Regions from separate parts of the Homo sapiens genome. Here region 1 is linked to region 2. Evidence: chromatin loops called from intact Hi-C (ENCODE). Cell type or tissue: chondrocyte. All regions are shown on one strand. Each heading gives the region's core, and the rest is flanking DNA. Links, peaks and the distances in the headings are about the cores only. Region 1 overlaps CPNE9 (copine family member 9). Region 2 has its middle 25 kb from the start of LINC00606.

Evidence for each region. Hi-C counts contacts between places; a loop is a spot of excess contacts. Peaks named below come from ENCODE experiments on the same cell type or tissue, not always from the same donor. Only the 100,000 strongest peaks of a DNase experiment are listed, where the experiment ranks them.
Region 1: it touches region 2 in a loop (10-fold over the local background); 5 of 110 quality-filtered maps call a loop at or near these places.

What each region holds. Positions count from the first base shown.
Region 1 is chr3:9,713,609-9,718,988 of GRCh38, forward strand. It overlaps CPNE9 (copine family member 9), which reads left to right. Exons shown (of 21, transcript NM_153635.3): 11 at 1,306-1,347; 12 at 1,681-1,756; 13 at 1,865-1,918; 14 at 2,366-2,427; 15 at 3,450-3,496; 16 at 4,421-4,602; 17 at 4,867-4,994. Among named protein-coding and RNA genes, the nearest start is that of CPNE9, 12 kb to the left of the region's middle. RefSeq lists a silencer at 2,178-2,307. In chondrocyte, for the core only: a CTCF peak has its summit at 2,356; no DNase peak of the experiment used is centred there.
Region 2 is chr3:10,736,931-10,742,310 of GRCh38, forward strand. No RefSeq gene overlaps it. Among named protein-coding and RNA genes, the nearest start is that of LINC00606, 25 kb to the right of the region's middle. In chondrocyte, for the core only: CTCF peaks have their summits at 2,136 (motif pointing left) and 2,405; no DNase peak of the experiment used is centred there.

The sequences.
Region 1 (5,380 bases), core at 211-5,210, 1.0 Mb before region 2:
GCAGGTGGAATACAAAAAGATAGGTAGAGTGACAAGTGGATTGATGGTTGGATAGATGAATAGATGGCAAATGGATGAACGGATGGATTTGTAGGTGAATTAGTTGATGGATGGGTATAAATTAGATGGATAGGCCAACCAAATGAATGAGTAAATGGGTAGTATAAAGACAGATGGTAGGGGCCGGGCGCGGTGGCTCACACATGTAATCCCAGCACTTTGGGAGGCCGAGACGGGCAGATCACGAGGTCAGGAGATCGAGACCATCCTGGCTAACACGGTGAAACCCCATCTCTACTAAAAATACAAAAAAAATTAGCCGGGCGTGGTGGTGGGCGCCTGTAGTTCCAGCTACTCAGGAGGCTGAGGCAGGAGAATGGCATGAACCTGGGAAGTGGAGCTTACAGTGAGCCGAGATCACGCCACTGCACTCCAGCCTGGGCGACAGAGCAAGACTCCGTCTCAATAAATAAATAAATAAATAAATAATAAAGATAGGTGGTAGGTGGAAGGGTGGAAGAATGGATGGGCACATAGATGAGTAGATGAATGGTTATGCTGATGAATGGATAACCAGATGGATAGATGTTATATAGTTGGTAGACAGACAGACAGATGGATGCTTGCATGCCTCAGTGAGTCAGTGAATGGCTAGATGTATAGTTAGGTGGCTAAAGAGATGAACTGATAGGTAATTGGACTGGCAAATATATGGGTAAATAGGTAGCTAGATGGATAGACGGATGGTTGGATGGGCTGATATACTGATAGGTAGACATATGGAATGATTTAGGCATGACAGTTAAGAACAAAGTCTTTGGAATCAGGATGCCTGGGTTTAAATCTCAGTTCAGTCATTTACTAGCTATGAGATCTTAGCCAAATTACTTTTTTTTTTTTGTATCTCAATTTCCTTATCCCAAAATAATAATAATAGTAATTACTTTATATAGGGTGATTGTTAAGTTAAATGAGACAATCTGTGAATGTGCTGAGAAAAATGCCTGGAATACAATAAGGCTCAAAGTGGTAAAAAAAAAAAAAAAAAAAAAAAAAAAAACCAACCAAACAAACAAAAAAAGTATTAGTGGTACTAACCAGAGTAGTATTAATAGGGGTAGGTGGTTGGGTACAGGCACAGACTGATGAATGAATAGACAGGATGGGAGGCAGGTTGAAAGATGAACAACTTAATGGGAAGACAGATGGGTGGATGGGGAGATGATATGTGTGTGGTTAAGTGTATGAGGGTGTCTCTGGGATTTATCATACACACCTAGGGTATGTTTATCTCCTACATTTCAGAACGGTGAAGATTGATGTGTACGACTGGGACCGGGATGGAAGGTAGAACTGCCCCACATGGTCCCTTCTCCTGTACTTGACCCAAGCAGTTCTCAATAATATGTTGTACATTCACTGAGAACCCCAAAGTAGCTTTAGGAGCCAGGAAAGGTGATGATAAACACCAGTGTCTTGGGTACAACTGATCCCCCCAATTGTCTCTCTGGACACTGTCTCTTCCCGTTTTTCCCCTATGTTTGGCCTCCCTTATGGCCCCAGCACTAGGCTGCCCTGCAGCCTAAGTAGGGGCTTAGGATAGGAGGAATAAAAGACTGGGTTCAGCTCTGGTTCCAAACCAGCAGCACCTGCTGCTTAGCCACGCCCACCTCATTGCAGCCACGATTTCATTGGTGAGTTCACCACCAGCTACCGGGAGCTGAGCAAGGCCCAGAACCAGTTCACAGTATATGAGGTGAGCATTCCAGCCCTGCCCAGGTCACCCAGGCCCTCCATCCCAGTGTGCTCAGTCTGGACCTCCCTTCCTTTGTTTCTCATCATCACTGTTACCTCCTCCCCTTAGGTTCTTAACCCTCGGAAGAAATGTAAGAAGAAGAAATATGTCAACTCAGGAACTGTGAGTGCTCCCTAGAGCCGTGGCCCTCCCTGGATCCTTCCGTGTCTGTCCCCATTGACACAGCATGGCAAATATCGAGGGCAGGGCAAGACAGTGGGCACAGATTACTTGGAATAGTAATATTGGGCACAAGGAGCACCACTTAAGTTTTTCTTTGTTTTTTTTCTCACTCAGGAAATTTTTCTGACTTCACTCTTTTGCAGAATAAAAGAAAAAAACCTAAGTTGTATTTCCCAATTTAATATACTTTTGGAAATCCAACGATGTTTCTGACAGCTTCCCCTTTTCCCCTGTCAGAAGTTGAACAGGGTGGGACTGACTGGGGGAGCGGGTGGAATCATGTGCCTCCCATCACGTGCCTCTTTCCAAGCCCCTATGGGCCTCACTTCCTTCTGCCACCCCAACTGCCTTTTCCAAAGTGCCAGGGCTGCCTATTCTGTCCCACAGGTGACGCTGCTCTCCTTCTCTGTGGACTCTGAATTCACTTTTGTTGATTACATCAAGGGAGGGTGAGTCACAGGCCAAGCTCTGGGCTGAAAGCCCGGCAATAAATTACTCCCAGTTCTGAGCCCCAGGTTTCTTATTTATGAATGGTCAGGGCCCAGTGAGACCATGGAGATAAACTTTAAAACACTTGGCCAACTATAAAGTGCTCTGTAAAATGCAAAATACTGCTCTTCTTAGTTCCCTTCATGGGGCTGCTTTTCATTCTTAGCTTTCGACTCCTCCTGGGAAGATGGCTCCCAGACCAGTGGTCTTCACTGGTGGCCCCAGTAACCTAATTGGGGCACAAATAAAGTTATAGTCAGGCAAGAGGGAGAGGTAGAAGAGAGGGCACAACCAAGCAGACTATAGGGGACATTCTGTTTGGTTTGGTGGAGGCAGGCAGACCTGGGAAAGGTAACTTTGCTTCTCTGAACTTCACTTTTCTCCTATGTAAAATGAGGATTTTTTTTTTTTTGAGATGGCGTTTCACTCTTGTTGCCCAGGCTGAAGTGCAATGGTGCGATCTTGGCTCACTGCAACCTCCGCCTCCCAGGTTCAAGCAATTCTCCTGCCTCAGCCTCCCAAGTAGCTGGGATTACAGGCATGCGCCACCACGCCCGGCTAATTTTTTGTATTTTTAGTAGAGATGCGGTTTCCCCATGTTGGTCAGGCTGGTCTCAAACTCCCGACCTCAGGTGATCCACCCTCCTCAGCCTCCCAAAGTGCTGATTACAGGCGTGAGCCACGGCGCCCAGCCAAATGGGGATATTAATCACTACTTCAGGGCTATAGTAAGGGTTAAATTAAATGACATATAATACACCTGCCACACAGTAGGCATTTAATTCTGTTACCTAAAGTGTAGTCCATGAGCCAGCAGCATCAGCATTACTTGGGAGTTTGTTAGGCTCTACCCAGACCATCTGGATCAGAATCTGCATTTTAACATGAGCCCCACGTGATCCATATGCACATTACTGTTTGAGAAATAGTGATGTAATAATCATTAGTTCCTCACTTCTCAATTCATCTGCTTCCCCAACAGGACACAGCTGAACTTCACAGTAGCCATTGACTTCACGGCTTCCAATGGTGAGACACGGATGAGTGAAAAAGTCGGAGGTGGGAAGGCACTTCTAAGGGAGTCATTAGGAGTTGGCCTGGATTCCTACCTAGAGATAAGAGTTTACCTACCCAAGAAGCCCAAACTTAGGCAAAACCCAGCCAGGAAAATAGAGTGCAGAAAAATAGATGGGTAGATGGATCATAGAGGGTTGAAAGGATATATAGCTCAACAGGTGGATGAGTAGGCTGATGGATGAGAGAGAAAGGGGGTATAAGGAGAGATGGAGAGGTGAACAGGTGGTGAGTCATGAATGGATGCATAGATCCATGAACAAATGGAGTGGGTACATGGGTTGGTGAGTATAATAGGTTAGACAAGTAGATGCATCGATGGGTATGTGGGTGGACAAATGGACTAAAGTTTAAGTTGGGGAAATAACAAGTAATTAGGGGAAATGCATGAGTGGATAGATCCATATGAGAATAGACAAGGGAATGAATGGAATGGAGAGGGCTGGCTAGCCGGATGGATAAAATAATACTGTTGTATAGATGGGTGGAAAATGAAGAAAAATGGCAAGTAGACAAGTGGGTGGATGGATGGATGGATGGATGGACTGATGGATGGATGAGTGGGTAAGTGGATAGCTGCATAAGAGAATGGAGAGATTGGTGGATAAAGATGTATAAGTAGACTGAAAGATAGATGTATGGCTAGGTAGATGGGTGGATGGATGTGTGGGTAGGTAGGTAAATGGATGAATAGATATAGGGATGGGTGGGTGGATAGATGGATAAATGAACAAATGGATGATTGGGTAAAATAAGGAGGGAGGACATGGGTAGAGGGCAGATAAATGGATATAGGTGGATGAATGCACACAAAGATAAGCAGGTGAACAGATGGATGATCCAGATGATCATGAGGCTGGGGTTCCTGTGTCCCTACAGGGAATCCTCTGCAGCCTACCTCCCTGCACTACATGAGTCCCTACCAGCTCAGCGCCTATGCCATGGCCCTCAAGGCAGTGGGAGAGATCATCCAGGACTATGACAGTGATAAGCTCTTCCCAGCTTATGGCTTTGGGGCCAAGCTGCCCCCAGAGGGACGGATCTCCCACCAGTTCCCCCTGGTATGGTATTGGCCAGAGCTTACCCTCCGTGCCCTGGCATCTGGTTCACCCAAGTTGATGATTTTGTTCTGTTTACATTACTTCAAAGGGCATGTAGAGGAACAGGAAGCTATGAGAGGATAGCAGAGCAGGGAGGGGAGCAGGGCTGGGTTTGGAGGGGAGCATGAAAGGGACTGATGGAAAAAGGAAGGAGTGAGCTGGAATCAGAGCACTCCTGCATGTACCCTGCATGGGCTCAGCCTGGCAGGGCATATTCTTTGACAGAACAACAATGATGAGGACCCCAACTGTGCGGGCATCGAGGGTGTGCTGGAGAGCTATTTCCAGAGCCTGCGCACAGTGCAGCTCTATGGGCCCACCTACTTTGCTCCTGTCATCAACCAAGTGGCCAGGTAAGGGAACTGGGTGGAAGCTGGGGGAAATGAGGGGACCCACATAAGGGATTGACCCCCCAAGGATAGTCAGGAGCACTCTAAGTAATTTAGGATGATTTGAAGTAAACAGGAGAGGCCAGGCATGGTGGCTCATACCTGTAATCCCAACACTTTGGGAGACTGAGGCAGGAGGATCACTTGAGCCTAGGAGTTCAAGACCAACTTAGGCAATTTAGTGAGACCCCATCTCTTTTTTTTTTTTTTTTTTTTTGAGACAGAGTCTTGCTCTGTTGCCATGCTGGAGTGCAGTGGCATGGTCTCGGCTCACTGCAACCTCCGCCTCCCAGATTCAAGCAATTCTCCTGCCTCAGCCTCCCAAATAGCAGGGATTACTGGCGCATGCC
Region 2 (5,380 bases), core at 82-5,081:
AATTTCCCAGACCATTGGCTACATGGTGGTGCTGGGGGAATATTAAAGGAGCAGCAGCATTTTACAAATGCCTGGTTTACAGGTGAGGAGAGGCTTTCAGACTTGTCCAAGGAAACACTGCTGATAAGACGTGGGATTTGAACCCAGATCAGTCTTACTACAAAGTCCAATCTCTTACCTCCTGTGTAGTGTGGTTTCCTAGGGCTGGGGGGGTTAGAGGAAAAGAGTTTCCAAAATACTCCTTTGCAGGATAATAAACCCATGATTCCTTTAAACACCGAAAGCAGGTGCAAGAATACTAAATAAGCCTAGAATATCTCGTACCAGAAAATAAGGAAATGTTCAAGGAAGGACGTTGGCATGTTAAAGTGACAGAGGGGCCAGCTTGAAGGGGCTCCCACTGGCCAAAGCCAGGGAAATTTGAATGTCAAAAGAAATAGTCACAGTAATAGATTATAACCCATTAAATAAAACAAGAATCCACGAATCCTTACCAAGTACATATACGAATGAATGAATGAATGGATGGATGGATGAGTGGGGAGAGGAGAGATCTTTTCCTTACAGTTAGATTGCCAACTGATACATTTAGAAGGTATGACAGAGGCTGGGCACGGTGGCTCATGCCTGTTATCCCAGCACTTTGGGAGGCTGAGGTGGGAAGACTGCTTGAGGACAGGAGTTCAAGACCAGTCTGGGCAACAAAGTGAAACCCTCTCTCTACAAAAAAATAAAATTTAAAAAGTTAGCCAGTTGTGGTGGTATGTGCCTGTAGTCCTAGCTACTTCGGAAGGCTGAGGCAAGAGGATTACTTGCCTAGGAGTTAGAGGCTGCAGTAAGCTATGATTGTGCCACTGCACTCCAGCCTGGGGCAACACAGCGAGACCCTGACTCTAAACAAAAGAAGGAGGAGGAGGAGAAGGAGGAATGATGGAATCAGGAAATCACCATTTGGCAACTGTGTTAGTAACAACTTCATCCAGGCAAAAATCCCCAAAGAATGCTACAACTAAACTTTGATGATGAATGACATCATTCCGAGGTACCTCCCCAAGAAAATACTTATTGCTGACAAAGGGGAAAAGAAGAACTAAGGAAAAAATGGCGGACACCACCTTAATAAGGCGATTGACGTTCCTGCACCAGTAATGCGGCAAAGAGAAATTGTGTGCTACCCACTAGGACGCAATGAGAACACAGCATCATTTCTGTGATGTTCCTACTGAAAACAGGCAACCTGAACCCAATAAGAAAGAAACAGCAGCCAAACTGGAGCTGTGGGACCTCCTGCAACATACGTAGCCTAAAATCTTCAAAAGCATCAAGGTTGTGCAAGTCTATGGAAGACTGAGGAGCTGTTCCAGAATGAGGGAGGCTAGGGGGAAATGACAGCTAAATGCCGTGCAGGATTCGGGACCGAATCCCTTGCTCTGAAAGGCATTATCGGGATAGCTGGTTAAACTTGCCTGGAGTCTGAGGATTAGGTGGTTACAATGCATTGATGTAAATTTCCTGATTTTGGTGCTTGTGGTTAGGTAGAGAATGTCCTCATTTGTAAGAAATATCCACAAAATATTTGGGGGGTGGTGGAGTATCACGTTAGTAACTTACTTTTTTCCCCGCTAAAATGGCTTGGGGGAAATAGCTCTTTTTACTACTGCGGCAGCTTTCTGTAAATTTGAAATTATTATACAAACCCGAAGGTGCTTTTGGGCAGTTTTCTCGCCGTTGTTACCTGATGAAGGTGTTACTCGTGGAAAGGAAAGGACTTTCTGAAGAGGGTCGAAGGCCCCCTTTTCCCTCTCAGGCCGGTGAAACTCCTGGGGACTCCTCGCACAACAGACAGAGGACAGCGCCAGCGCCCCCAGAGGTGGTCGGGAAAGGGCCTGGGGTGGACTCTAGAGACCTGCAGCCACGCGCAGCTCGCCGCCGCTGTTGCAAGCTGATTGTCGTCGTCAGCAAGTTCTTCCTTCTGGAATCCACCACTTGGGCCTAAGGGGAGGCTGGTTTGTGTCCTGGAAGAACCGGGTCCCTCCGCCCTAACCATCAGGTCGGCGTTACTTGAGGCGTTCTGATCCCTTCAGCCTTCCGATCCCTTCAGCCTTCCGGTGCCAGCTCTGCAGTGATGGCGCCCCCTGGTGTCCAATGAAAGAGGCGCAACTGCCGTTAAGTGCAGATCTTCCAGGGGAGAGACAAGTATTTCTGCCCGCCCGATTCCGATTCCCAAATTTACTCCTCCTTGGACCAGCCAGCCCACCTACTTCCATTCATTTGGGCATGTGTTCTTCATTTTATTCATTCATCTGTTTGTTCATTCATGCACCCACTGCGTTCCGGGTACCGAGTTTGACCCTGGAAGTACACAGGTAGATCATGGCCAGGCTTTAGCCTCAAGGAGCCCTCAGGCTGACGGAGGCACAGGCTCTCACACCACAGCAGGATCTCTGCCTCCTGAAGGTAAGTGCAAGGGGCTCTGGGAGCACCCAAAGTGATCTAGGAAGTCTTCCAGGAGCAGGTGACCACAATTCAGCTCCTTTTTATTCCCACTGCCACTGCCCTGTTCTCTAAAGCCCCTTGCCCCTCTGTCCTCACAGCTGGAGCATCACTACCCTCTCTTCCAGGGCTTCCGCTCAGTCTAGACCTGGCGGACAGAGGGCTATCCTCCTACTTGGCCACAAAGGCAGGCATAGGCACAGGCAGCCCTGAGGCACAGCTTCCCCTGCTGATAATAGCGTTGATGACAAGGATATGGATATGGATATGGATATGGATATGAATATTAATAGAAGCTGACATTTAGTGAGGGCTTAGTTTGTTCTAGGCACTGTGCTAAGAATTGTACAACATGACACCATCTAATCCCCACCGCTGCCCATAGACATTGGATACTGGGATCATACCCATTTTACAGTGGAGGAAACTAAGGCTCAGTGAAGTTAAGGAGGGAACCTCACCAGTCATCTTCCAGTCAGGGAGTCTGCAGCTTCTCATAATCCATACCTGCCATGCCATGCTCCCTACCTTCCCTGCTGTTCACTGCAGAAGGTCCCCAGTTCTGTCAAAGGTCATCTCTGGACCCATCACTGCATGTTCTAGAGAGCTTGACTGCGTAAATACTTTCTAATGCTAAAGTATTGTTGGAAACCTCTCCTCCCTTCAGAGGAGACTGCTGCCCTCAGGGGGCTGGGACTTCCCCAAACCACAAAGCTACTACATGGCAGGGCCTGGACATGAATAGGGGTCAGAGATATTTCCACTTCTCTATCCCCAAGGGCATCTTCCTCAGTGGATGCTCAATGAATATCTGTTGCTTGCAGAAAACTGCCTCCTATTTAACACCTGATATTGACCTAAAACTATCAGGACTTTTATTTCCAATGCTCAAGCTGGTTTTGTTTGTGATAGCTAGAATCCTCATGCAATGACATGAAGGAGATTGAACTGGCCATTGCGGGGCCATGGCGTACATTTTCCTAGTGCCCACTATGTGCCAGACGTGGTTATACTCATCACATCATCAGTTCCTCATGACGGCTCTTCAGAGGAGTCCATTTGACAGATGAAGTGGAGTCCCAGAAAGCTGAGAACTTTCAATACCCTGGAGACGCTCAGAGCTACTCTTCAGGCCCCCGCACCCTTTTCTGTCCCACTAACACACCAAGCCCATTCCCTTCTCCAGGCCTTTGCACTGGCTGTTCCCTCTATGCCTGCATGCTCTTTCCCAGGGTCTTCTCCTGGCTGGCTGTTCCTCATCATTCAACTCTCTGCACAATGTCACCTCCTCTGGCCACCCTACTGACCCCTGTCACTCGCTACCTCACTACCCTGTCCAGCGGTGGCTGTGCTCTGAGACCCTCATTCATCTATGAGCTTGCCTGTTCATTGAATTTATTTCCCGCATGCATGAGAGCTCCCTGAGGGCAGGGACTCTGTCATCTGTGTCCCAGCATCCAGAACAGTGCCTGACGTATCAGAAGTGCTCAGTGAATATTTGTTGAATGAACGGAATCATTTGCCGGTCTTGTCCATTGGATCTCTGACAGCCTTCTGATGTAGTAGGAAGATGGCCCTTCCTACCGCTGCTGCTCAGCTGTGACCCCAGTCCCTGGGGACCCTGCCAGGTGTCTAAGCCATCTGATAGAGCATCTTTCTAACCCACACTTCTGTCCATGTCACTCTCCTCCTCAAAAAACATCATCGTCATCATTATCATCATAATCATCATCATCATCATCATCATCATCATCATCATCATCATCAATCTGTCACTTGATGGAGACTGTGAAGCTGTCTGTCATCATTGCTATATTAAAAGTCCCCCGTATTTCAAGGTTTTATCCCAATTTAGAGATGGGGGAACAGAAGCTTAGACAGGTTGAGGAACTCGCACAGGCCCACACAGCTGCTGAGTGGGCAAACTGAGATTTGAACGCAGGTCAGTGTGATCCCAGGTCCCCACTCTTAGCGGCTGTCTCCTACCATAGAGCATAGCTTTCACGTGCATCAAACTTGAGCATGTGTCAGAATCATCTGGAGAGCTTGTTAATACGCAGGTTACTGGGCTGCACTCCCAGAGTTTCTGACTCCACTTGTCTAGGGTACGGCCTGAGAATATGCATTTCTAACAGGCTTCCAGGTAAGATGACCACTGGCCTCACACTGAGAGAACCACTGGCCTGGAAAAAATACACAGCAGCCCAAACAAATAGAACTTTGTCTGCAGTTTCAGGAGGTTCATGGATCCCCTGCAGCCTCTCCATGTGCTTTGGGAATAGGGAAGGATCTGTGGACCTCACCTTCAGAACCACTGTTCAAACAAACAATGTAAGTCAGATCCACGACATCCTGAGGCCCTGAGTTCTGTTCAGCAAGTTTCCTTTAAGCAAGGGCCACCAGAGTCTCGGCCTTAGTCCCTTTGCAAATCTGACTCTTTCTTACTAAAGTTAATTATCTGACATTGAAACGTACCCTAGCTGACACACCACAGAAAGGCCTCCACTTGTCTCACCGACGCAAATGATAAATAGAGGGCCCAGAGCAATTTCTCTCAGAGATTTCATGTCAGTATTTTAATAATCATTGAGCAGGGCCCTGGGAGCCAATTACAAAACTAGGACAGATTTTTTTCTAAAACTACTTGGTTTCCAACTCCTAAAACTTGTAGGCGTCTAAAACTGATGGATCTGAAGGGTTCTGACATAGTTTCCCCCAAGGATGAGTCGTGCATAGAATTTGAAATTTAGTTCCAGGAAAGCTGAAGCTGTGATGTTTCCCTCCTCTTCCCCTTCCTCCTCCTCCTCCCGCTGCTCCTCTTCCTCCCTCTCCTTCTTCTCACTCTCCTCCTCCCATTTTCCTCTCCTCTTCCCTCCCCCTTCACCAG